2 separate regions of the Homo sapiens genome follow, and region 2 is linked to region 1. A link is an interaction called in ENCODE POLR2A ChIA-PET data of the cell type or tissue named here. Cell type or tissue: PC-3. All regions are shown on one strand. Each heading gives the region's core, and the rest is flanking DNA. Links, peaks and the distances in the headings are about the cores only. Region 1 overlaps GUCY1A2 (guanylate cyclase 1 soluble subunit alpha 2). Region 2 has its middle 400 kb from the start of GUCY1A2.

The links. Peaks named below come from ENCODE experiments on the same cell type or tissue, not always from the same donor. Only the 100,000 strongest peaks of a DNase experiment are listed, where the experiment ranks them.
Region 2: POLR2A ChIA-PET joins it to region 1 with 11 read pairs; 4 of 35 experiments call an interaction of 5 or more read pairs at or near these places.

Annotation. Positions count from the first base shown.
Region 1 is chr11:106,699,418-106,712,738 of GRCh38, forward strand. It overlaps GUCY1A2 (guanylate cyclase 1 soluble subunit alpha 2), which reads right to left. Exons shown (of 8, transcript NM_000855.3): 7 at 9,095-9,249. Among named protein-coding and RNA genes, the nearest start is that of GUCY1A2, 310 kb to the right of the region's middle. In PC-3, for the core only: no CTCF peak of the experiment used is centred there; a DNase peak (open chromatin) is centred at 7,124; H3K27ac peaks cover 1,272 bases.
Region 2 is chr11:106,611,968-106,625,288 of GRCh38, forward strand. No RefSeq gene overlaps it. Among named protein-coding and RNA genes, the nearest start is that of GUCY1A2, 400 kb to the right of the region's middle. In PC-3, for the core only: no CTCF peak of the experiment used is centred there; no DNase peak of the experiment used is centred there.

The DNA of each region.
Region 1 (13,321 bases), core at 2,257-10,256:
TGACATATATTTATGTATATGATTCCCACATTTAAGCAGAGTTGCCAATCACAGTATTTATACTTCAAGGAAATTCTTTCTGTGTGTGAAATTAACAGATGTCTCCCATATAAATAGGAATTATCGACATGAATACCAGATTAATGCCTTTAAATTCTGAATCCTGGAACTAGGTAATTAACTTTTTAGCCCTGCCGTCATGAGAAGAGAGAACCACCAAGCTTTCCCTTCATACTAGTTAGGAATGGGACCTAAAGAAAAACAGCAAAACTTTACTTCTAGATTTAATCTTATGCCTAATCATATAAGCCAAACCTATGCCAAATAATAAACTAAATCATAAAGAAAAATATGTCTTTTTTCTTTTTTTTCTTTTTTTTTTGAGGCGGAGTCTCGGTCTGTCGCCCAGGCTGGAGTGCAGTGGCGCCATCTCGGCTCACTGCAAGCTCCGCCTCCCAGGTTCACGCCATTCTCCTGCCTCAGCCTCACGAGTAGCTGGGACTACAGGCGCCCGTCCCCTCGCCTGGCTAATTTCTTTTGTATTTTTAGTAGAGACGGGGTTTCACCATGTTAGCCAGGATGGTCTCGATCTCCTGACTTCGTGATCCGCCCGCCTCGGCCTCCCAGGGAAAAATATGTCTTAAATTTCCAGACATACTCTTCATTTCATATCTATGAAAACAACCAACCACTTTTGCAAAGTACATAATTATATATTTTCTCATTGATTCTTACAAATTTTAGCAATTAGACCTTTAAGAGTAAGCTAATAGGTAAGTTTTTACTATTTTTACTGTAAAAATAACTGCAACATTATATTCTGATTTTTAAAGACTTCACTGCAATGGCCTTAAATATGCTGGTAAATATATGGAATGACTGAAGTGGAATATTCTAAAATCCCCCTACCCCCAAAAAAGACAGACTTATTTTTAAAAAATTGGGAAGGCATCAGATTCCTGATCCACAGAATTACATTTTCTGGGGAAAATGCTTTTTGATATATAGCAGAGAGACAAAGAAAGAGATAGTAAAAAGAAGTATTGAAATGAGTAGAATATCTCATTCAATTGTGCTAGATATGACTTTTATTGGCACATTTAAAAGGGTAATATTAATGTTGCTGTTTGTAATTGGAAAAATAGAAATGTAATTCTTGAGGCACCGCTCCAGTTTATCCTTTTGGGAAAACTACTAAGTCATTTGTCTTTACTGATTATATTTCTTTTGTAAAATATGTTTACTGTTTTGGTGCTTCCATAGAGAAAAGGATAAGATGATTAATAAAGTTATTTAAAAGACTGAAGGATAGTAGCATGCCAGCCCGAATACTTTTTATTTTTAAATATCAAATCACTAGTGCAGATGAGCATGTTGATTTTTTTTTTTAAGAAAAGGCTACAGAAAAACTACTAGATAAGAATTTCTTGAAGTTTCTTTGGATCTTTCCCCACATTAAGCGTCCATAGGAAGAAGAGTAAATATTTATAACATAGTATCTCATCCTTGTATAATAATTATATTGACAAAGGAACAGAAGCAGAGTTTCTAGCTAGTGTTTTTGACTAGTATTACTGATTATTAAACTATATCGAAGGTATAGTTTAATGAAATAAAAACTATACCCAAGGAATGTCATCATTCTTCAATTATTCCATTCGTCTTTCTCTGAATTTACCAGAAAGATATGCATTCCTCCAAATTGTTTATAAAGTAAATTCCTAAAAGCAAGCCTATATTCCCAGTAAATTATTATATGCATTAGAGACATGCTTATACAAAATGTTTTTTAGCCTCACAGAGGCAACAGACAATTTTTTTTTTCACTTGGAAGCTTCCACTTGCCACAAGTTTGTCCCATATACTCATGTTCATTTCAGAGCTAGAGACAGAGATACTAATATAGTTAGAAATACAGACACTCCAAATAAACACGTTAGAAATAATATCCTTCCTTTTTATTATCCTGAGTATAAAAACAACTCCAGAATAGCAAAAGTTCAACCTGAGGGCATTATATCTACAAAGAGAAAACGAATCTCCCTTGCTGTAATTCCACTTTGCTCCCCACTGCTCTCTTCACCATTTTCTTGCAGAAGAAATCCTCTCATCGAGGCTAGTAATATTCAGAAATTAATGGGTCTTTAAAAAAATAAAATTTGTGCTCATAAAAGTAGAGAGTAGAATTGTGGGTATTAAAGGCTAGGAAGGGTAAGGGGGAGGAGACAATGTAGAGAAGTTAACAGATACAAAATTTCAGCTAGATAGGAGGAATAAATTCTGGTGTTCTGTAGCACTTGGGGTGAATAGGGTTAATGATAATTTATTGTGTATTTTCAGAAAGCTAGAAGAGCAGAGTTTGAATGTTCCTCACACAAAGAAATGATAAATGTTTGAGGTGATAGTTATGCTAATTATCCTAATTTAATCATTATGCATTGTAAACACTTATCAAAATATTACTCTGTATCCTATAAACATGTACTATAATGTGTCAGCTAAAAAATTTAAAAAGTAATTATTGTTTTTTTCCATGTTATTTCAAGTAGTTATCAACCCATGGGACAGCTTGGCCACAGATAAGATCTCAGGCTTTAGAGTAGGGCAGCTACGGGTTTGAATTATGACTCCCGCACTTATTTAGCTCAATGTTCTTAGTGACTTATTTAACCTAAGTTTCAGTTTTTCTCATCTGAAAAACAAAGATAATCACAATTCAGAACTCACACTCTTGCTGTAAGGATTAAATGACAATATAAATAAATTGTCAGTAATTCAATAAATGTTTGCTGTGACTATGATGAGATATTGGAGCTAAAAGATGCATGAGAGCTCATCTAGGACATCAAATAGCTTAACCAATATTAGATGCAGTTCTCTTAATTCCTAGGGTAGGAATTATGCACTGTATCAAACTCTTGCACAAAAATGTGGTCTGTGCAATTTTAAACTTGGTGCTAGAGGTCTAAAGAGAAATTAAATATTATAACTTCTTGAGTTTTGTAAGAGATGATATGTGGGTATCTGTGTCTGAGGGCAGGTTATGCAGTGAGAGGACTGCAGTCATCTTTATAAAAACTGCTTATTTCTCAGGATAGCTTCTTAGTCTTCTCAAGCCAAGGGCTCTACTGCTTCTTAAATATAGAAATATCATTCAGTCCTACACTAGATTCCTGTCTTCAGGAATCTATATCTTAAGTCCCAGTAAAAATCCTTTACAGGCCAGAGGTCTCATTTGTGAAAGTTCTTTTTCCTCCCTAGATTTTGCTTACATAATTTATATGGTTTTTTTTTTTCAAATCCTCAAAGACAAGTATGCAGAAGTAAGATTGGGGCTATATTTCCAGGCAGGTTTTAGCATTTAAATTTTCCCTTCTTGTAGGAAGAATAACCCCCACCTCCCAAGATGTCCACATCCCAATCCCTGAAAAATGTGAATATGTTAGGTCTCATGGTATGACGTTTAATATTGAGTGTCAACTTGATTGAATTGAAGGATGCAAAGTATTGTTCTTGGGTGTATCTTTGAGAGTGTTGCCAAAGGAGATTAACATTTGAGTCAGTGGACTGGGAAGGGCGGACCCACCCTCAAGCTGGGTGGACACAATCTAATCTATTCCAGCACAGCCATAATAAAACCAGGCAGAAGAACATGGAAAGATTAGACTGGTTTAGTCTTCTGGCCTACGTATTTCTCTCATGCTGAATGCTTCCTGCCCTTGAACATTGGACTCCAAGTCCTTCAGCTTTGGGACTTGGACTGTCTCCTTGCTGCTCAGCTTGCAGACGCCCTATTGTGGGACTTTACCTTGTGATCCTGTGAGTCAATACTCCTTAATAAACTCCCCTTTATACATACATCTATCCTATTAGTTCTGTCCCTCTAGAGAACCTTGACTAATACACATGGCAATGATGAATTAAGGGTGCAGATGGAATTAAGATTGCTAATCAGATGACATTAAAATAGAGAAATTACCATGGATTATCCAGTGGGCCTGACATAATCACAAAAGAGTCCTTAAAAGTAGAAGAGGGAGGAAGAGTCAGTAAAAGATATGTGATGATAGAAGTAGAATTAGAAAGATGAACTATTATTGGCTTTGATGATGGAAGAAGAAGGTTCTGAACAGAGGAATGAGAGTGGCCTCAAAGCTGGAAAAGGCAAGAAAGCATGTTATCACCTAGAACTTTCAGCAAAGAATGAAGGCCTCATGACGCCCACGCTGATTTTAGCTAGGTGAGACCTGTGTCAGACTTGTGCCCTATAGAACTATAAAATAATGTTTGTGTTGTTGAAGCCAACAGTAAGTAATTAATCTAATTAGTAAGCAATCACATATATATGATTACTTACTAATTAGATTAATTATATACTATATATACGATTACATACATATATATGATTACTTATTAAGTAATGATTACTTAGTAATCATATGTATATAGATATACATATATGATTCCCACATTTAAGCAGAGGTACATAATTCAATTAATCATGTGATTAATTGAATTAATTATGTACCTTAGCTTAAATTTGGGAATTTCCCATGTACACAGCCAATTTTTAATCATATGACTATGATTTAGACAGTCATCAGTAAGGGACTTTTGTTAATAAAAACACATAGGAATAAACTGATTACTATCTCAGCTCTTAGTCACAGCTCAAAATGCACCTTTGACCAAATTACCAAACCCATTCTTTCTCTCAAATTTCCAGATGAGGTCTGTAATCCTACTAGCACACATCATTCATCATGGCTAAATTTATAAATTATGAGATTCAAGTGAAGGAATAAGATGGTTTCTTCCTCCATGGAAAGAACAGGATGAAGCAGTAAATGAATGTCTAATATGTTCCAAGTATAAGGAGCTTTAAAAATATCACATTAAATGCCAACAATAATCTTCATAAACATGTACCCATTTTAGAGATGAGATAACTTGGTCCAAAGAAATTAAGTCACTAAAGTTCATGTAGACAGGAAAATTTAGAGCCTGGATTCTACCTTAGGCATTTTGATTCTGAGCTCATGCACTTCACCACTGCCTAATCTGCTCGACTGTACATGCTCTCATACAATGAGCTGTTCAGGTAGCAGTGGTTAGGAAGAAGCTTGGTTTTAACAGAAAGAAGCCTTTCACAGTCAATTAAAAATAGGCGTTCTAAAACATCTGGAAGTAGATCAATTGTAAAATGAGAAAAGCAAAAATGTTTAAAGATTAAGAAAAATTTCATACCAAAGTAATTCAAGTCTTTCTACACTTTTAGTTTGCACTGTAGCAAGAAAAAATAATTATGCTGAGATAAATCATTTATTTCAAAATTTGCTAAAGCCATCCTTCATATAAGCAATTATTTCTGTTTTATAGATCAGCAGCATGATGTTAAGACAGTTGTTTATAATATATGCATTATTTTAAAATATATATTATATGCAGTAAAGTAATATTAGTATATATGATATATATATTATATGCACTATTTAAAGTGCATATATTAATGGTGCATATATTATGTGCACTATTTAAAATCCATATCCCATAAAAAACTTATCCCATCATTGGGATGATGGGAACAAAAATGTGTGTAAACACATTTATTGAAGAAAAATGAAAATGTCTAATTTGGAAAACTTAAAACTCAATAAAAATTTCTTTTTTGTAATGTCATGTAAATAATGTTCACAGGAACAAACTTTGTGATAATTAAAAAATAGAAAATATACCGAAGTGTTGATCAACAGAGGAATATATGTATGAAATATTAAAATATGGTGGAGTCATACACTGAAATGTCATACAGCGATTAAAATGATGAGCTAGAGCTGTCTATGATTTAGACAGTCATCAGTAAGGGACTTTTGTTAATAAAAACACATAGGAATAAACTGATTACTATCTCAGCTTTTAGTTACAGCTCAAAATGCACCTTCGACCAAATTACCAAACCCATTCTTTCTTTGGAATTTCCAAAGAAAGATGCTCCAACATGGATAGATCTTAAAAGTATTAAATTGTGTTTAAAAGAAACCAAAGTTAGTGATAACAGTCATACAGTAAAATACCATTTATGAAAATTAAAACATGTAAAATAAAATTATATTGTTCATGGATACATATGTAGAAAGTTAATATATAGAACATGGGACTGAGGCAGGGCGCAGTGGCTCAGGCTTATAATCCCAGCACTTTGGGAGGCCGAGGAGGGCAGATCACGAGGTCAGGAGATGGAGACCATCCTGGCTAAAAAGATGAAACCCCGTCTCTACTAAAAATACAAAAAATTAGCCAGGTGTGGTGGCACGCACCTGTAGTCCCAGCTACTTGGGAGGCTAAGGCAGGAGAATCCCTTGAACCCGGGAGGCGGAGGTTGCAGTGAGCGGAGATTGTGCCACTGCACTCCATCCTGGGCGACAGAGTAAGACTCGTCTCAAAAAAAAGAAGGAAAAACAAAACACGGGCCTTTGAAACACACCAAACTCATTAGGATGTCACAATGAAAGACTGAGAAAATTACAAAGAAAATGTTTTGTTCATTTTTATTAAGAAATATCTGAAGCAAAATATAAAGTGTTTAACTATGGTAGGATCATGGATATTTTATTATCTTTTCAGTACTCCACAATAGTTACAAAAATATTTTTAAAATTCAATTATTTGAATATTTAAGACAAAATGCATTTGGAATGAACAATTCAAAAAATGATTTCAGTTTATCATAATATCAAAACAGTCCACTTCCAAAGTTTATAATAATCATATAGTTTTCAAGATAAACAGGTAATGTTGGACATTCTACAGAATGTAATTCAGGGATAAAATAGAGATTTCAAACTCTCATGAGCTTAATACTGGGTTTTACTTCATAAATTATATTTGTTCTAAGAATCTACCCACCTGTCAGCTCAACGTGTCTATCTATGGCTCTGTTTGATTTTGGGGGGCCTGGGGGTGAAGGTGCAGAACAATAACACAACAGTAAGCTTCAGTGTATGCAGTAGTTGAAATGATTTCATTCCTCAGACCTTGTTAATCACTAAGGATCATCATAAACTGTGAAAAAGACTACAAAAACTCTGAGTCACCACCAAAATGCACAGACTTGTATGGCTGGCAGAGTTTTTTTTTTTTTTAATACATCACTATGTAAACAAAGCCAGCTACTGTTATGATGTCTAAGCAACAGGGCATGAACTCCTCACACAGGTTGGGCCCATTCTTTTACACATCTTTTTTTTTTTTTTTTAAGTGAAGTTGTCACAGAAGACATAAATCTACACTAAGTTACACAAACATGGAAAATAAGTATCAATACCATGATGGGAATAAATGGAACCATGTAATAGGATATGAGTGAGGTAGCTGATCTTCAGTAACTTTTTTCATCGTATAGAGCAGAAAGTATCAGAATCACTGATCTCTACTAGAGAATTTGACAAAATTCAATTTGCCATGGTAATTGTTGTCAGATCATCTGTAATATGCCCAGAATTGTGTTGGGAAAATTGGGAGAAGTTTAAAAGATGCAAATCCTCTTATAAATATCCTGAAAATAGCATATAGTTCTTAGATAAGTAATGATTAGATAGAATCCTGAAACTTTGTCCAGAAGTTGTCTGTGAGGCCCTCAAAATCTCTTGGGTTCCTTAAAATTAGTAAGAGGTGTGTCTTTATTCAAAAACTGTAAAATCAAGGTATCCACTACTTTAATGAGCTTAGCAAGAGCTTTAAAATGTATTTTTAATGTGCACTTTCTCTTAATTTTATATTTGTAATTTCAGTTTTCTTTCTCATCTATTTTGCAGAATCTGGAAGTATCTGCTTTCATCTAAAAACTTTAAATTCCCTCTCTGGAATTTCTGATACCAAATTACCCTCTAATTTGGTATCAAAAGTTTGAAAATATCACTATTTTATTTATTATTATAGTCAACTTTTATCTTTATATTCAAATTTTCTGCTTGAGTTTTTTGTAACCATGTTAATAGAAAAATCAATGGCCACTATTCCTACTATACATTTTTTTCAGTATGATTCTAAGTTACCTAAAACATGAAATTAATTAAGCAGCTGTACAGTAATGCCCAGAATAAAGCCAAAGTGTGATAAAGTAAGACATTTTCATGCTTTTCTTTGCTGTTAATTTTGAAAATGTCCATCTTATCAATGTATTTATTCATTAATTTGATAAATATTTACAGAGTGCTTATTATGGGCTAGACATTTTTATAAGTTTGGGGATATAATGATGAGCCAAACTCATCATTATGACTGTGAGAGACACAGTCGCTGCCCATATACAGGGCTTAATATCTAATAGGGGAAATTTCTACCAGACACAAAATAAGAATGAATTCAGGAGGCAAAAATGTGTAGTGTTGTCAAAGATTACCTTTAAGATAAAAAGAATTTAATGTTTTACTCTGTACCTGGTATAGCAGAGCATTCAAAATCCCAAAGTCCAAAATGCTCCAAAATCTGAAACTTTTTGAGAACCAACACGATACTGAAAGGAAATGCTCTTTGGAAGATATTGGATTTCAGATTTTCAAATTTGGGATGCTCACCAGGTAATATGCACAAATATTCCAAAACTCAAAAAATTTCAAACCGTAAAACACTTGTGGTCCCAAGCATTTTGAGTAAGGTATAATTTATATATATATAAATTTAAAGACTTTATTTATTTATTCAAAAAAACAGTCCAACCACCTTTTCTATTGTATTTCTTCCATTTTTATAAACAGAAACATTTTGAAAATATTGAGATTTCTATTATAATGCAGATCCTTAAGAACATTTGCTCTCCTGTATTTTAAACAGGTATACTTAAGAAGGACAGAGACTGTGGGAAATGACAAACCTATATTCACCTCTCAGTCATGTCAGATTTTTCATGCACTCTCACAGAGTGCAAATAAAAGTTTGTGTCACAATTACTATCTATCTTTTGGGTTTGGGCAGTTCTACTCATAATATCTTGGAGAATGACAGGATCAAGAAAAAGAACAGGGACTCACAGATGACAGCATAGCAGCCCAAAACAAAGGCCAAGACAGGAAGGAGGAGGCCAGAGAACACTTACTGGTAAGTGGTTGGGCTGACATTGATGCGCCGAGGGTGACTTCCCGACTCGAATTTGCTTGCCAGTGTGACATTATTTCCAAACAGGCAATAACGTGGCATTCGCACCCCAACAACTCCAGCCAGCACGGAGCCTGAGTGAATTCCTATCCTCATCTAAAGAAGAATGAAAGAGGAAAAGGAACATATTTGTTTCCATTTGGTATGCAATTATTTTAATGAAAGGCACTGCTAATTAATAATAATAATAATAAAAAAAAACTATGAGCTCCTCAAAGACAGGAACTGAGTCCTGGTCATTTTTGTGAGCCTAATAGCTGGATCATTATAGGGCTCAAAGAAGATAAATGCTATTGAATACACAAATAAATAGATTAAGTATATGAAAAAATTTATGTTTAATTTGCTACATAAATCTGGTTATGTTACAGGTTAAATCAGATTTCATCTGTATGTAATATGGTCTAACTTGAAAAGTATATTTTTCTCCACTTTCTCCCTCCAGTTATTCTTAAATAAAACCTTATTTGTTCCTTTCATAGCACTAAACATAATTATAAATTAAATATTTATATTTCTGTTTATTTTGTTTAAATGTTGGATTTTCCCATCAGAGAAGGATATAGTTATATATATTATATACATGTATATAATATATATAACTATATATTATATATAACTATATATAATATACATGTATATTATATATAGTTATTAATAATTGTATACTATATTGTATATAATATATATAAATATATTTATATATATAAATTTATATATATTTATATTTTTATATTTATATATATTTATATATATTATATAAATATATATAAATTTATATATTTTATATAATATATATAAATTATATATATTATATATTATATAAATTATATATTATACTATGTATATATTATATATAAGTATATATAATAATATATATTCTATATTTATAGAATAATATATATTATTATATATTTATATATATATAATAATATATATTATTCTATAAATATAATAATAATATAATATATTATATTATTATATAAATATGTTATATACGTGTATATAATATATAGTTATATATAATATATAGTTATATATTATATACGTGTATATATTATATACACGTATAGAATATATAGTTATATACACGTATAGAATATATAGTTATATATTATATACACGTATAGAATATATAGTTATATACACGTATAGAATATATAGTTATATACACGTATAGAATATATAGTTATATACACGTATAGAATATATAGTTATATATTATATACACGTATAGAATATATAGTTATATATTATATACACGTATAGAATATATAGTTATATATTATATACACGTATAGAATATATAGTTATATATTATATACACGTATAGAATAGTTATATATAACATATAGTTATATATTATATACATGTATATAACATATAGTTATATATAATATAGTTATATACATGTATATAATATATAGTTATATATAATAGTTATATATATTATATACATGTATAAAGTATATAGTTATATATAATATATACATGTATATAATATATAGTTATATATAATATATAGTTATATATATTATATACATGTATATAATATAGTTATATATATAATATATAGTTATATATATTATATACATGTATATAATATAGTTATATATATAATATATAGTTATATATTATATACATGTATATAATATAGTTATATATATAATATATAGTTATATATTATATACATGTATATAATATAGTTATATATATAATATATAGTTATATATTATATACATGTATATAATATAGTTATATATATAATATATAGTTATATATTATATACATGTATATAATATAGTTATATATATAATATATAGTTATATATTATATACATGTATATAGTATATATATTTCTTTACTGCTGAATATTCGACATTTAGTATAGTACCTAGAGCAAAGCAGGTATTCAACATTAGTGATAAATGTTGAATAAATTGGCTGAATTCCCCATTTAACTCCATTTTAAAATGGAGTTAAAATAGAGACTTCAACCCTTGAGACAGTCAATAGGCATTGATTAAAAATTCTGAAGAGTAAATTAAGTGCTGTGTATTTACTCTCTGATTAGTCTGTCTGGTCCATGCCTTGAAAAAGCTCTCAGTGTACAGTTGTTATATAATTAAACACGATAACAGTAATGGGGTTATACTGACACAGTCTACACCAAATAACTGAAGCGAATGGATAACAAGTGGGAGATGATATCCTTAGTTCTAGGGGAATGTAGAGTGTTCCTTGGAGGGAGGAAACCTGACCCCTAGATGCCTACCAAGTAGCCAAATATCACCCCTTCACCACCAGGCTCTCTTTGCCACTCTGGTTGTAAGGAAAAAAGTCAGTCTGAGAACAACCCTTGTATTGGGGCTGGAGACTTCTGCATATATCAACTCATAAAAAGATAGGTTGAAACTAATGTGACCTAGCTGCATCCCCTTATAACCTTTTCACCTACTTTTAAAAAATTGACTCTAAAATTTATTTGAAAATTCAGTATGGTAGAAAGAGTCAAGATATATCTGAGAAAGATGACAAGTTACAGTATTTGCCCTACCATAAACATATCTAATTAGTGCATGGATAGCATCATATAAACAAATAGACAAATGGAGCATTTAACCCAGAAAGGCTGCCATGCATATGTAGGTGCTAGATTTATAAAAGAGTTGGCATTTCAGATAAGTGAGAAAAAGATGTCTTTTTTATTAGAATGCTCTGGATCAACTTTGTTTTATGTGGAAAAAACATTCCAAGTAAATTAAAGATCTTGATGTAGCAGACATAACTTCACAGCTTTAAAAATAATTGTATTAATTAAGAAACAATTGGTAGTATCAGTAAAACTGCAAAATATAGATACTTTGAAAACATAGACTTTTATTTGTCTTTCAATAATAGTTCCTAGATGGGTCATCCAGATTGCCAGGCTGCTCTATTCCCCTCAGTAATTCAAGGACCTGGTCCTTTTCATTGGTCCTTCTTCATGTCTTGGCACATATCCAGAGCACCCTCATGTTCCAACTCATGGGATGTGGAAAGATAGCAAATTTATCATTTAAAGTGACCTTCATTTCTTTGTGTAGATCCATTTGTATCTGGTATCATTTTTCTTCTTCCTACAGGACTTCTTAAATATTTCTTATACTGTAGGCCCACTGATAATAAATTCCCGCTGCTTTTTTATGTTTAAAAGTCTTAATTTTGTCTTCATATGTGAAAGATACTTTCACTGCATATTGAATTCTAGGTTTAAAGAGTTTTTTACCCCCAGTAGTTTAAAGATGCTGCTCCACTGGCTCCCATCTTGCATCATTTTGGATAACAAATCTGCTATCATCTTTATCTTAATTCTTCTATATATAACATATCTTTTACTTCTGGTTGCTTTTAAGTTTTTCTTTTATCATCAGTTTTAGGTAATTTAGTTATGATTTACCTTGATGTTTTTTTCTTGTGTTTTGGGTTTGTTGAGCTCTTGGATCTGTGGGTTTATAGTTTTTATCAAATTTGGTAATTTTCTATTTCTTTGAATATTTTTTTCTGTCTACCTCTCCCTCTCAGAGATTCCAATTACACATATGTTAGGAGCTTGAATTACTTCCAAAGTCCACTGATGATCTATTCATTTAAAATAATTTTCTCCATTTATTTGGGATAATTTCTATTGCTATGTCTTCAAATTTATAATATTTTCTTTTGCAATGTCTAATTTGTTATTAATCACATTCAACATATTTTTCATCTCAGACATTGTAATTTTCCTCTATAGAAGTTCAATTTGGAATTTTTAAAAATCTTCCAGGTATCAATTTAGCTTTTGAAAATATGGAATACAGTTAAAAATCACCGTTTTAATGCCCTTGTCTGCTAATTCTAAGATCTGTTTCAGCTCTGTACCTATCCATTTGGATTAATTTTTCTCTTCATTATGAGTCCCATGTCTCAGATTTTCTTTATGTCTAGTAATTTTGGATTGGATGCCAGATATCATAAATTTGACTTCTTAAGTGCTGGATATTTTTATAATCTCATAAATATTATTGAGCTTTGTTCTGGGATGCAGTTTAATGACTTGGAAAAAATTTGTTCCTTTCAAGTCTTGCTTTTAAGATTTGTTAGGCAAGACTGGAACAGTGTTTCATGAAGGGCTAATTACCCTCCCTTA
Region 2 (13,321 bases), core at 2,709-10,708, 87 kb before region 1:
AATTTATTGAGACTGCAAGGAATTGCTAACAATGGGACACCAGATAATAGACATAATTTGTAACTGTCTTGGGCAAATTAGAGCAAACCCTTACCCTGGGATGTTGTATCACTGTTATGGACTGAATTGCATCCCCCCAAAACTCACATATTGAAGCCCTACCACTTAGTGTGAATATATTTGGAGACAGAGCTGTTTAAAAATGGTAAGTAAGATTAAACGAGTTCATAAAGGTAGAAATTCTTAAGGGTGGGATTGTAATCCAATAGAACTGGCGTGCTTATAAGGAAAGGAAGAGAGACCAGAGATCCTCCTCTCCATATGTGACAAAGAACAGGCTTTATGGTGACACAGTGAAAAGGCAGCTGTCTACAAGTTGGGAGGAGAGGCCTCACCAGAAACCAAGTCAGGACAGCATCTTGATCTTTGACTTTCAGCTTCCAGAAATGTGAGAAAATACATTTCTGTTGTTCAGAGCACCCATTCCGTACATTCTGTTATGGCAGACCAAGACTAAGCTGACTAAGACAATCACAAAGTCAAAATCTTCATTTCTTTGACTAGAGCTACAAACTGAGTAGAACAAATGTGAATCAGGCTAATTTTGCTGGCTGCTGCCTGACATGTCCTAATTTCAGAGGAATACCACTGAAGTGGCTCTAGAATTGGAATGAAAACATCTTGAAGATCTGTTTCTAAATAAGGCATTCTGTTTGTGTTTAGGTGGGGCTTCTCTTAAAAAAAATCCAAGCAATATCAGGTATTCTTAGGATACAGTTATTGCTATTCAGTCCAAAGCTATGCACAGAAAAAGTCAGTATTTGAAAGGCAGCACGGAGGGAGAACAGTGGTAAATTGCTTTGACTTCCTTCAAATCAAAGCCCACCTCTTTGAAATTGGAAAGGCCGTGTGTTTCCGTTTGAATAATAACATTTATTCCTCTAGCATTTATGATGTGTGTCCTCTATGCCAAACACCGTACTACATAGAAGGGATGTAGAATGAGAAAGATATATCCTCTCTGTTTTAATCAATTCAGGTACACGCATATTGTAGAATATCATAATGTTATTTAAACCAATTTATTGACATGGTAAAATGTTTATGATGGTTTTAAATATATTAAAAAGCAAGTTTCAGACCAATTTGTATACTATTTCGAGTGTATAAATGTTTATAAAACTCTAAATTTTATAAATTTAAATGTATACAGAAAAAGTTTCTGGTAGCACACACACAAACTTGTTACTGATTACATCTGGAGTGCAGAATTGGGACTGGAGGTAGGGAGGAGAGATTGAGTTAATTTCACTAAATACCATTTATAGGTGGTCCATGACAGGGTTAATTAATTCAGTCTAGTTACAAAGGAGATGAGTAAAAATAAGTGAAATAATGCATTCTAGGTGCTATAACAGAAATAAGCATAGAGTTAGACGAGGATATAAAGAAGGGAGTGTTCATTTTCATATGGAATGATCAGAAATAACTTTTTAAGGGGAAGTAACACATGAGCTAAGTTTTGAAAACTGGATGATAAGAAAGGGAGCAAGGAAGCCAAACATCTCAAGGAAGAGAGAACTAGAGCTATGAAACATTTTAGAATGTTAGAGGATCTGCAACTGGTCCTCTATACCTACTCTAGTCAGCCAAATATCTGGGGCACAATGCAGGGATTGTGCCCCAATCTCATCAACTTTATCCACGGCAAAGTTGATGACAGAGGTAATCATAAGCAAATACAAAATTTAGTGAACCATGTTGAGTGTTAAATATTGTGCTATGACCTTTGTCATTGCAGATGATGGTGAGGAAATTGAGACAAACTTTTGAGAAAGGTTGAGGCCGGGCACAGTGGCTCACACCTGTAATCCCAGCACTTTGCAAGGCCAAGACGGGCAGATCACTTGAGGTCAGGAGTTCGAGACCAGCCTGGCCAACATGGTGAAACCCCGTCTTTATTAGAAATACAAAAATTAGCCAGGTGTGGTGGTGCACACCTGTAATCCCAGCCACTCGGGAGGCTGAGGCAGGAGAATCACTTGAACCTGGGAGGCGGAGGTTGCAGTGAGCCAAGATCACACCACTGTACTCTAGCCTGGGTGACAGAGCAAGACTCTGTCTTAAAAAAAAAAAAAAAAAAAAAAGGAAAAGAAAGAAAGTTTGAATAGGCAACAGTATGAAATAGTACAGGAAAGATCAGCCATCAGAGACCTGGGAAGAGATTTGACTATTATGAGATCATGGTTACCTCTCACAGTGTTTAGTGAGTTGAAGAATGACAGGCATCCTGGGCAATGTTGGTAAACGACAGTGCCACAAGGTGGTTGATCGTCATGGGAGCTTAAGTCTCAGGTAGCCTGAGACACAAAATGAGATATTAGGTTGCCTTTAAGCCATATGTAGACTGGAAGTTGTTTAGTCATCATTCTCAGGCTCGGAAGGGAACTTTGCATAGGAAGTTGCTGGGGAGCAGGTTGACCTTCAGCTCAAACCAGTGCAGCCCAAGTGAGTGGCCTGTTACAGCTTCATAGCAGGCAACAAAGAAGCTTAGAGCATCTGGGGGAGAGGGCCCCAGTGGCTGTGAGGCTAGAAGCAGCCAGGGTAAAAGAGTGCTTAAATAAAATAATTGTCTTTTGAGAGTTTCACAGATAATTAAAAACTTCTGTCCTATAAGGACATTTCTAGGGATGAATATCTAAATATTTTCACGTCTGGCTCTGTCCAGAGCTATTATTTCCTGTAAATGGCCTCTGCTGTGCTAATTCAAATGTCCCATTGAATTCACTTTTGCTTTAAAGGTTAAGAACTAGGCGTTGGCATCAGGTCGATCTGGGCTCAGATCCTGGTTTTGTCACTTGGTTAGGTTATAGGATTTATCCAAGCCTTCACTGTACTACCACAAATTGAAAAGAGTATGTGAATTACCTCCTGAGTGTTCCTTGGAAGTTCCATTGAGAGATAGTATTTAAAGGCCTTAGCATAAAGTCATGCAGAAATTAAGGACCTTAAAGGGGAAAGAAAGCTAGATTTATTTTATTATTATTTTAATAATTTATCTTTTCATAATTTTATCTGACAAGTTTTGCTCTTCCATAAACTCAATATAATTTTTTTAGGTGCTCAGTTAAAGATAATCCTGAATTTTAATAAATATTACTCATGGTAAGCTATCTGAAATCCTTTTGGCTATAAATATTATTTTTTTTATTAAATAACAAAACACTAACTGGCTATAGAAAATCTTCTGTTTTCTGTGACTTTATACTCAAAATGTAGTGAATTTATGTATTATTACTCACATTAGATGTATTTGGAATATCACTGTGATTTGTCTCAGTATATTAGAAAATGCTAGTTTCACTTTGAGGTTAGATAGGCTGGGTCTGATTCCTGAAACTGCTACTTATTATATGGCCTCATGCAAGAGACTCCAAACTAATAAGCTCTAAGGTGTACTGAGCATTTAGTATATACTAGTGCATTCCTAACTTGATTCTTATAATACACACCTGAAATAAGTACTAATAATTCCATTTTATGAGAACTAAATGCAGAAAGGGATAGAAGCAAACATCATTTGCCCAACATTGCCAGTAGGGAATACATTTGAACCCAGGTCTGTGAGGATGTGAACCCAGGTTTGTGAGATTTGAACCCAGGTTTGTGAGACTACAAAACTCACACTCTTCACTCCAAGTTATGTGCTGTGGCAACCTTTCTGTCAGTAAAATGAAACTAAAGAAACTTATTTTGAAGAGTTATTATGAAGACTGGTGATAACATATGTCATTTTCACACAGTGAATGTTCCATAAATGTTAGTGATTTTTAATTCTCATTCATGTGAACCACAGTAATTTAAAATGGAAAAAAACCCTGATATTTTGAAACTTATAATATATTCATAGATTTCCAAATTATCTGGCAATAAAATGCATAACATGGACAGAATCAGTACTGAGAAATTGCAAGAATGTCATATGCAGTGAAGCTTCTGGTTTTCAATAGGGAAAAACTGGTAGAGCCACCATTTAGATATTTACAAATAATGGGCAGTATCTAATGTTTAGATTTCTACCAAACGGCCAATTTTACCCAATGTTTGTGGGTCTGTGTGTGAAATACAGAATACCTCACAGTTCAGTTAGAATTTTAATCAACAAAGAATTTGTGTTCTTTTAAAAACGCCTTTTTATTCAATAAAAAATCAAAGTACGTTCTCAATGTTTTGTTAAACTCAATACTCCCTGCATTACCTGCCTTCTAACTGACCATTTTATTCTTCTTTTTGTTTTAATTTTTACCAGTTCTCCTTTAGGTGAAGTCAAAGAGCGCTTTACATGAAAGCAAAGAACATAACATTTTCAAACACATCAAACTATGCCAAATGAGGTGCAATCTGCTCTACATATTTCAAATGGCAAGTAACTACTAGGATTGCTGTGTTTGACTTCAGAAATCGAAAAGAAGTAACTAAACTGATGTATTTTTAATAAAGAGTTCAAAGAACTGTGATGATAAATAAGCCATTCCCCAAACTCTAAGTCCTCAGGTTGAATCACTGCGAAATTATCCAAACTAATAGAGAGGAGCAGAGGTGCAGGGCATTGGATGGGTTCAGTCCACTTCATGGCTGGTGCTACCACTCCCTCAGAGCTGGCCTCTCATGGCCAATACCTAGCCTTTCCATTTAGAAGCCTGTCTCTTCAGCCCTACCTCTACTGGCCTGTTCCACCCACAGACTTTCCCATGAGACAAATAAAAAACAAGCCTTATTTAAGTTTACACCTTGCTCAAGGAGTGAAATAAGTTAAGCCTCAATTCATGTATAATTTTGGGCTTAGTTTACCCCCATCAATCAAAGATATGTATTCTTCTTGATGGCTACTCAACATCCTACTAGTAGGGAACATAATATTAATTGAAGTTAGAACTTCTATTTAAAGTTATACTGAAAGGCTCTTTTACCCTCCAGAAGTACCTTCCCTTCTTTTATCCTTCCTTCCTTCTCCCTTTCCCCCTTTTTCTCTCTCTGAAATATGGGCATGAATCTCCTTTACAATGAAGAAAAAAATCTTGAAATATTCTTTCTTTCTTGTATAAAACCAATACACCAAATATTTGTTCATTGCTTTAAAAATGTTCTTTCTTCCTTTCCTCCCTCCTTTTTCTTTCTTCTTTTTCTCTTTCCCCTCTTTCTTTCTCCCATTTCTTCTTTCTTACCCTTTCTGCCTGTCTTCCTGTCTGCACTTTATCATGTGTGTTGTGTGAAATGCTACATAAACATAAATAAATGATAAGACAAGATCTCATGAGGAAATTCGTAATCCTACTGGCCTATTGACCAGTCAATTTAGCTTATTCAGTAAAACCTGGTAAAAGAGACCTTAAAATTATATTTTAAAGCAATGAACAAATGCTTGGTTTATTGATTTTATCCAGTAAGTAAAATAAAGAATATTTCAAGATTTTTTTCCATTGTAAAGTAGATTCATGCCCATATTTCAGAAAGTGGCATATTCTCAAAAAGTCACATTTTTTTTTTCCAAATTATAGGGTTCCTGTTAAGGAAACAAGGAAACTAAACAGAGAAAATGACTTGCCTCACACAGCTTTTATTAGGCAGTAAAGAGGTACCTTAATCAGGGAGAAACTTATTTTTCTATTATTTTCATAATGGAGATGCTGACATTGAAATGCTGTATTTCTCTCCACTCAAGCTATGCTTTAAGCAGTGTTAAGCTACTGCTTTTGCATCACTAGTACTGAAGGTTATGATTTCATCAGGACATCTTTTATTGCAAAGCAGTCTCAAATGAAATTCAGGGGAAATGAGCTAAACCTAACATGCTGTTGGTTTGCCAGGGCCAATCTTCTGCTCACAAAATTCAAGTGCCACTTGTCTTTGTAATTGCAAGCATAGGGATATATCTTCCCTCACTTAGAAGCACTCCCATGGTACTAGATTATTATCAGGCAAGAGAGCATTTGAATCTTAAATGATAACTGATCCATATTAACTGTACAATTTGTTATATAGTAATTTGGTGAGGAGGTCAAGTAGGAAATAGATTTTGGGTTTCTCTTTATTCAAGTTGACTGCATAAAAGAGAGTTCAAATCTTACTGTTCTTTCTACAAAGATAAATACGCTATGATTTTTTTTAAAGGCATACTTCATTTGAATATAAATAAATTATTCAGTTTTGACTATCTTTTTTTTTTTGGTTTTGGTTTTTAGAAAATGGTAAGCAGCTTTCAGAGACCATCATGTTATGATTGGCAAGAGGACAGGCATCAAATGGAAAAAGAAAGCAAGTATTTTCAACAAAGAAGATTGACAGTGTATTAGTCCCTTTTCACACCGCCTTAAATAACTACCCAAAACTGGGTAATTTATGAAGAAAAGATGTTTAGTTGATTCACAGCTGCATCGGCTTAACAGGAAGCATGACTGAGAGACCTCAGGAAACTTACAATCATGGTGGAAGACAAAGCATGGGCCTTCTTCACATGGTGTTAGGAAAGAGAGAGAGAGGGTGCACCAGGGGGAAGTGCCACACACTTCTAAACACCAGATCTCATGAGAATTCTTATCAGGAGACAGCGCTAGGGGGATGGTGCTAAACCATTAGAAACCTCCCCAATGATTTAATCACCTCCCACTAGGCCCCACTGTCAACACGTGGGGATTCCAATTAGACAGGAGATTTGGGTGGGGACACAAAGCCAAACCATATCAGACAGTGAAAGTGGGAAATTGCCTTTATATTTAATTTGAAATAAATAATCATGGGCATTGATGTAAGCCAGTGCTTTCATGATGGTAAATTATCTTCTTTATTTTTTGGTTTCTGCTTTCTCTGATGAAGCTGGAGTTGAAAATGGTTACTCTGAAAAAATAAGCCTTTCTTCAGATGAATTGTAGACAGGTCATTAGAAGTCTTCCTTGAAAAAAGATGTGAAACAAAACAAAAACAAGAAGCAATCTGCAAGTTTGACACAAGCCTGGCTAAGAGCATCTTCACCTTTTTTTTTTTTTCTAATCTCAGGAAAAAAAAGTTGAGTTTTGTTTCATCAATTTAGGATTTCAGAAAAAACATCTAATTAAGCTAGGATAAAAGCAGTTAATTAAGCAACTTTGGACCACATCTGTACTTGTGAACAACCTTGATTATATCAGTATGCATATATAGTAAGTGGCCTCTGAACATTGCATTTCAAATATAGAAATTAATAAATTCATGTTACTTTAATTAGCAATAATTACATAATATTTAGCAACACTCATTAATAGTTTTTAAGACTCTCATAAAATGTAAGACAATATTGATTGCAAGACCCATTATAATTTTACAAACCATTAAGAAAGACAGAAACTCTGCCAAATAAAATATGACACAAGGCATTAAAGAAAATGTTGTGTTATGTATGAATTTTTCACACAAGCCTCTTATTGCTTGGAAATTATATCCATCTATTTTAAGAATTTTGATAGTTTCTCTTGACTTTTATTGAGTTGCCTAGCATGAGTCAGGCAATCCCTTTACACATTCTGCACAAATAGAATGTAACAGAGCCTTATATATTCACAAGCATCTTCCTTTCTTTGATCTCCTAAAGTACTTGGGTGTTTTGCAAGAAAATATGGAATTTAGGTTGTCCTTACAACAATGAATATTTGCTTCCCTCTCTTCTGTCTCTATGTTTTTCCACATAAAGAAAAACTTTTGTTTCTACACTGAAATGCCATGTGATCTTTAATGTATTTTAAATAGCTACACACTACTCAACGAGGGTAGTATTGACTATGATGACAAAAGCCAGAAATATGAATACCTATGACCCAGCTCATTCATGTAGGAATGAAAAATATGACATGATTGTTGTCTGGTCAAAAACAACTATAAGCACCATAAATTTTAAGATGCATTCTTATTTTGGAGATTTATAAACATAACCGAAAAGAAATGTGTCTTAAAATAATGAAAAGAGAATTTATTTATAATGGTATATATTCACATAAAGAAAAAGGCATATATTTTATAAGTATACTAATGAGTACTCTGGGAGCTTGGATGTACAAGGGAGAGAGCCACAAAAATGCATTCTGAGCCACCGGGGGATTTTAGTGTTTGAAGACAAAGTGCCCTAAAGCACTTTTTGCAAACTCAGCTCTGTAAAGATATGCCCATATAAAGGGGCAATCGTGTATAAAACAGAGCGCTGATACTTTGCTAAAAATATCAGGGTGAAAAAATATTGAGGCAGAAATCTTGAAAGAAACAGGCAGTGTGGGGAAATAATAATTACTTGTTATCAATCAGTAAGGAATAAACAATAGGAACAAGTCTAGTTATCACAGTTCCTTAAGAAATATAGTCTTGAGTAGGGCTTAGAAAACTTTGTTTGTGAAGGGCCAGATGATAAATAGTTTAAGCTTTGCCGTCCACATACGTTCTCTGTTAGATATTTTTCTTGTTTTTATTTTGACCACTTTTTAAAGTTGTAAAAACCATTCTTAGCTTGGGGCAGTGATATGGTTTGGCTCTGTATCCCCACCCAAACTCACCTTGAATTGTAATAATCCCCACGTGTCATGGGAGTGATGCGGTGGGAGGTAATTGAATCATGGGGATAGGTTTTTCCTGTGCTGTTCTTTTGTTAGTGAGTAAGTCTCACGAGATCTGATGGTTTTATAAAGGGCAGTTCCCCTGCGCATGTTTTCGCTCTTGCCTGCTACCATGTAAGAGGAACCTTTCACCTTTCACCATGATTGTGAGGCCTCCCCAGCCACGTGGAACTGTGAGTCCATTAAACCTCTTTTTCTTTATAAATTACCCAGTTTCGGGTATGTCTTTATCAGCAGCGTGAAAGCGGACTAATTCAGGCAGTAAGAGGTTGTGGGCTGGATTTGTCTCTCGGCTTGCGGTTTGCAGACCCCTGGCTTGCACTAGTGGTTGTCAAATTTCAGCATGCATAAGGGCTTCCTGGAGGGCTTTCTGACACAGATTGCCATTTAGAGAGCTTTTGATTCAGAAGGTCTGGGATGGGGCCTGAAAAGTTGCATTTTTAACAAGTTCCTAGTTGATACTGATGCTGTGTATGCAGGAACCACACTTGGAGAATCACTGGGCTAGTAGTGGAATGCAGCTTTGGAGTAGAGTAGATCTGGATCCTTACCCTGTCACTAACCATCTATGAGAACTTGGGTAGCTGATTGAACTCTACTGAATCTTGGCTTCCTCAGCTATAGAATGGACAGCAATGGGACCTACACAAGTTTAACCTCACGATTATGATTCACGAGTAAGATCTGTGGAGCATATAGCACCGTGCTTGGCACACAGTGATAGCTACATACATGTTAACTATTAATCATCCCAGATGGAAGACCATTTTGAGGAACCCAAATTGGAATGAAAAAAGTTATGTTATTTTACCCTCCATCGATGTATTTGGGGTGAGAAAAAATATCAGTGAGAGAGTTAAAAAGAAGGGAAAATGGAATAGAATATAGGCATAATTGAAAAAGTTACCAGGTTCTTTTACTTGTGAAAAGGCGTGGCATTTTCCTGAAGATGGATTCCTGGGATAAATGGTTAGATTTGTAGCCCATGAGCAGGCCTTGTGATGAGCCATGTACTATGCTGCTCAAGAAGTGAAACAGCTGGGAGGCTCTTTTACACTAGAAACATGGGGCTCATTTCTAGTGACGGCACATGTGATAAACATCAACAGCTGTTGATGTTTCCTTGTTTTAATGTCTCAGCTGCTCAGAGGGTACTTGAGCAAAGCCTCTTGTTACCTGATGCAGCTGTTAGATAGTTGCGAATGCACTCTCTGGATCTGTTTGGGGTTCATTCCTGCTGTGTAATAATGCAATAAAACTGATTTCCCCTTGGAAGTAAACAACTCAGCTATCAAAGGCACATTTGGGAGTTGGAATACGATTCACCTCTACCAAGACACAGATGAAAAGAGTGGGCTTCCCAAGTTAAGGAAGCTGTCCTCCTCTCGAACTTGCCTGGTGAGTAATATATGCTTGTCACTAACAATTGCAGAATTAACAATGCTCCTAGCACCTAGTAAATGGTAGCTTTTTGCAGATCACCTTTAAAAGACTCATGGTGAAGCCAGTGATCCATTTGTCTTGCCTTAGGCTATTTCTATCACAAGAATGTCCATCTTCTAAGACAAGCTTTTTCTTATCTATCTAATGATGGATAAAGGAGCTCAGACGTTGGGTCAGATAGGCCTGGACATGCATTATGAATCTACAGAAAGATTTTAGCAAATCATTGAACTTCTCTAAACATCAGTTTCTTCTGCAATCTTTAACCGGTTTCATGCTTTACTCTTCCCTTTGTAAAATCCATCATTCAGAGTACATTTTTTGAAAAGCAAAAGCAAATCACATCACTGCCCACTTAAGACCCTTCTGTGGCTTCAGTAACACTAGAATTTTATACAAACATCATATCAAAACCCAAAGCCTCAGTATTCGAACTGTGATCTGCAGGATCACCTGGAAGCAGAATTGCAGGCTCTTCTACAGACCTTCTGAGGCAGTTATTGCTTTTTTTTAACAATATCCTTATGTAATTCATGTGTACATTAAAGTTTGAGAAGCAGTGGCCTATAAAGGCCCTTCTAACTTTCCCATGAGTCTTACTTCATCTTCAACTACTCAACCTCTCATTCATTACACTGCGTGTGCTCTTCTTCTGTCCGAGAATGCAAGAGGCTCAGGGCCTTTGCTCTCTGCCTAAAATATCCAGTTCCAAGATTGGCTCCTGGCCAGTCCCTCCTTGTCATTTGAGTTTGAGATTAAAATGTTACTTCCTCAAAATCACCATCCATCCCTTTGTTTGGTTTTGTTTTTGCTTTTCTATTGTATGCCTCCACCTTACGAGAATATAAGATCTGGAAGAGGTGGGATCTGATCTGTCTTGTTTATTGCTCTATCTCTAGTACATAGAACAGTGCCTGATATATAGTATATAGTCAACAAATAATTTTCAATAAATCCAGAAATTATATTTACCTCTCAAGATTGTTTTGGGGATTCAATGATAGAGTATCTAAGAAACATTAGCACATCTTGGTTGCTTACTCAATGTTAGCTCCCACCCTTTCCCTTCTTCTTCCCTTCTTTGCCTGTATAGATTGATACACAGTGATGCCTAGGTTGTGTAGGTCATCTATGTGATAACTGGAAACCCTCTATTCCACAGTCTTAAGAGAAAGTCTAGCAGTTGCATCATTCATTGACTTCTCTGAACATCAATTTAATCTGCAATCAATCCCTAACAATTTGTCCATGAGTCAGAAGCACAGTTAAGAAAAGGGATGGTCAAAGAGAATAGAATAGAGTACTTAGTCTGCCAGATAGAGATGGAACTGCACCCTTTACCTGCCTCATGCTGGCCCTGGTTCTTGTAAAGATAATTCTAACAGGAATAAGCAGTATGAGTGATAATGTAAATATAAATTTGAGTGCTGAGAGTCATAACCTATGCAGTTCATTTAATTTTCTGAACTTTTGGTTGCGAGAATATGAAACAATTTGTGGCAAATATAGGCAATTACCTATCCATGCCAAATATTTAAAATATTTCACTTTTAGTACAATAGAAATATGAGGAAAATGCTAGAGGTTTAGAATTGAGGGAATGGGAAAAGCTAAAAGATCCATGAAACTTCTGGAAATGAGTGAAGTGGTGCACCTGTGAGAAACAGTTTGGAGGTACCTTTGTAGTGGCAAGAGCTTTGACTTCAGAGTCAGATGGACACAGGTTGGAATTGTTAAGCAGTAGGTAACTGTGAAATATTAATTACTTAATATTACCTCTGGCCCTTGGTATTCTAATCTGTAAAAGGTAGAAAATATTAATACTTAGCTCACAGAGTCAGAATAAATGGTCTGTGTGTCAGAGTTTCTCAGTGCACATGGCAGGCAAAGCACCTGACACAGTCTCTAATCAAGACACATTTGCCATTGTTATAGTTATTGGAAGTCAGGGGGCAGATGGACCCAGTGCTGTCATGTTCATTCTGTTTCCCCATAACAACCACAATAAATATGTGTAAATATCTTTTGGGTTTTTTTGAGACTGAGTCTTGCTGTGTCACCCAGGCTGGAGTGCACTGGCGCTATCTTGGGTCACTGCAACCTCTGCCTCCCGAGTTCAAGTGACTCTCCTGCCTCAGCCTCCTGAGTAGCTGGGATTGCAGGCGTGTGCCATGATGTCCGCCTAACTTTTGTATTTTTAGTAGAGAAGGGGTTTCACCATGTTGGTCAGGCTGGTCTCGAACTCCTGACCTTGTGATCTGCCCGCCTTGGCCTCCCAAAGTGCTGGGATTTTCAGGCGTGAGCCACCATGCCCGGCCTTAAATGTCTTTCAAATGCCCCTGTCTTTCCTTTTTATACCCTCACACATCCCTCTGTCCTTTTCTACTTATTTTCTTCTTCTGGAAAAATTTCTCCGACTACTATTTGTATGCGTCAGAAACACAGAAATGGAAACACTAAAAGAGGGAAGGGGCCAGGCTGACAAAAAAAAAAAAAAAATACGAGTTTCTCCTGTTGTATCAGGTTTCATTGCTGTAACCTGATACAATTGGCTTCTCCTGGAAGTGGATCCCACTTAGAACAACTACACATCTGTGAAAGCAATGAAGGAGAAGAATGAGACTAAATGGAGAAAAATTGTTATCTACATTGCAATTAGATTTCTGTGCTTGCTATATTAACTGCAAGAGTAATTCTTCCCTTACCTAGCAAACTAAAATTAGGTTAATATTCCACATGATTGTACTTGAAAAATTAAGCTATAGTGTAGCACAGATGGAATGATTTAACTAGCATCAGAAGAAGTATATAATTTATATTATGTAGGACAGTGCATATTGAGATTTATTCTAATGAAATGTCTGATTTTTTTTTCTTCTTTCATCTAAGATAGTTTTAATTATGTTGGTGGCAATGTCCAAATTAATTTAACTGTTCTCCTTGAGATTCTGTAACTCTATTTTTATTAAAATAATAATGAGTAGCATAATGAATATCTTCTCTTATTACCACTCCTCATGGACTTTAAATTCTATACAGTTTATTTCTCATTGAGCTGTAGAGCTAGGAGCTATATAAAATATGGCATTTATTATTCTTCCAAACAGCTGACATAAATATTGGCAAATAATCTCTGTTTTATTTTTGATAAAGAAAGAAATGTACTGGAATTACCATTAAAAACAATTTACTTGTAATCTAACCCCCACATTTTCCAAACAAGTCAAGAAACATAATTGCCCAAA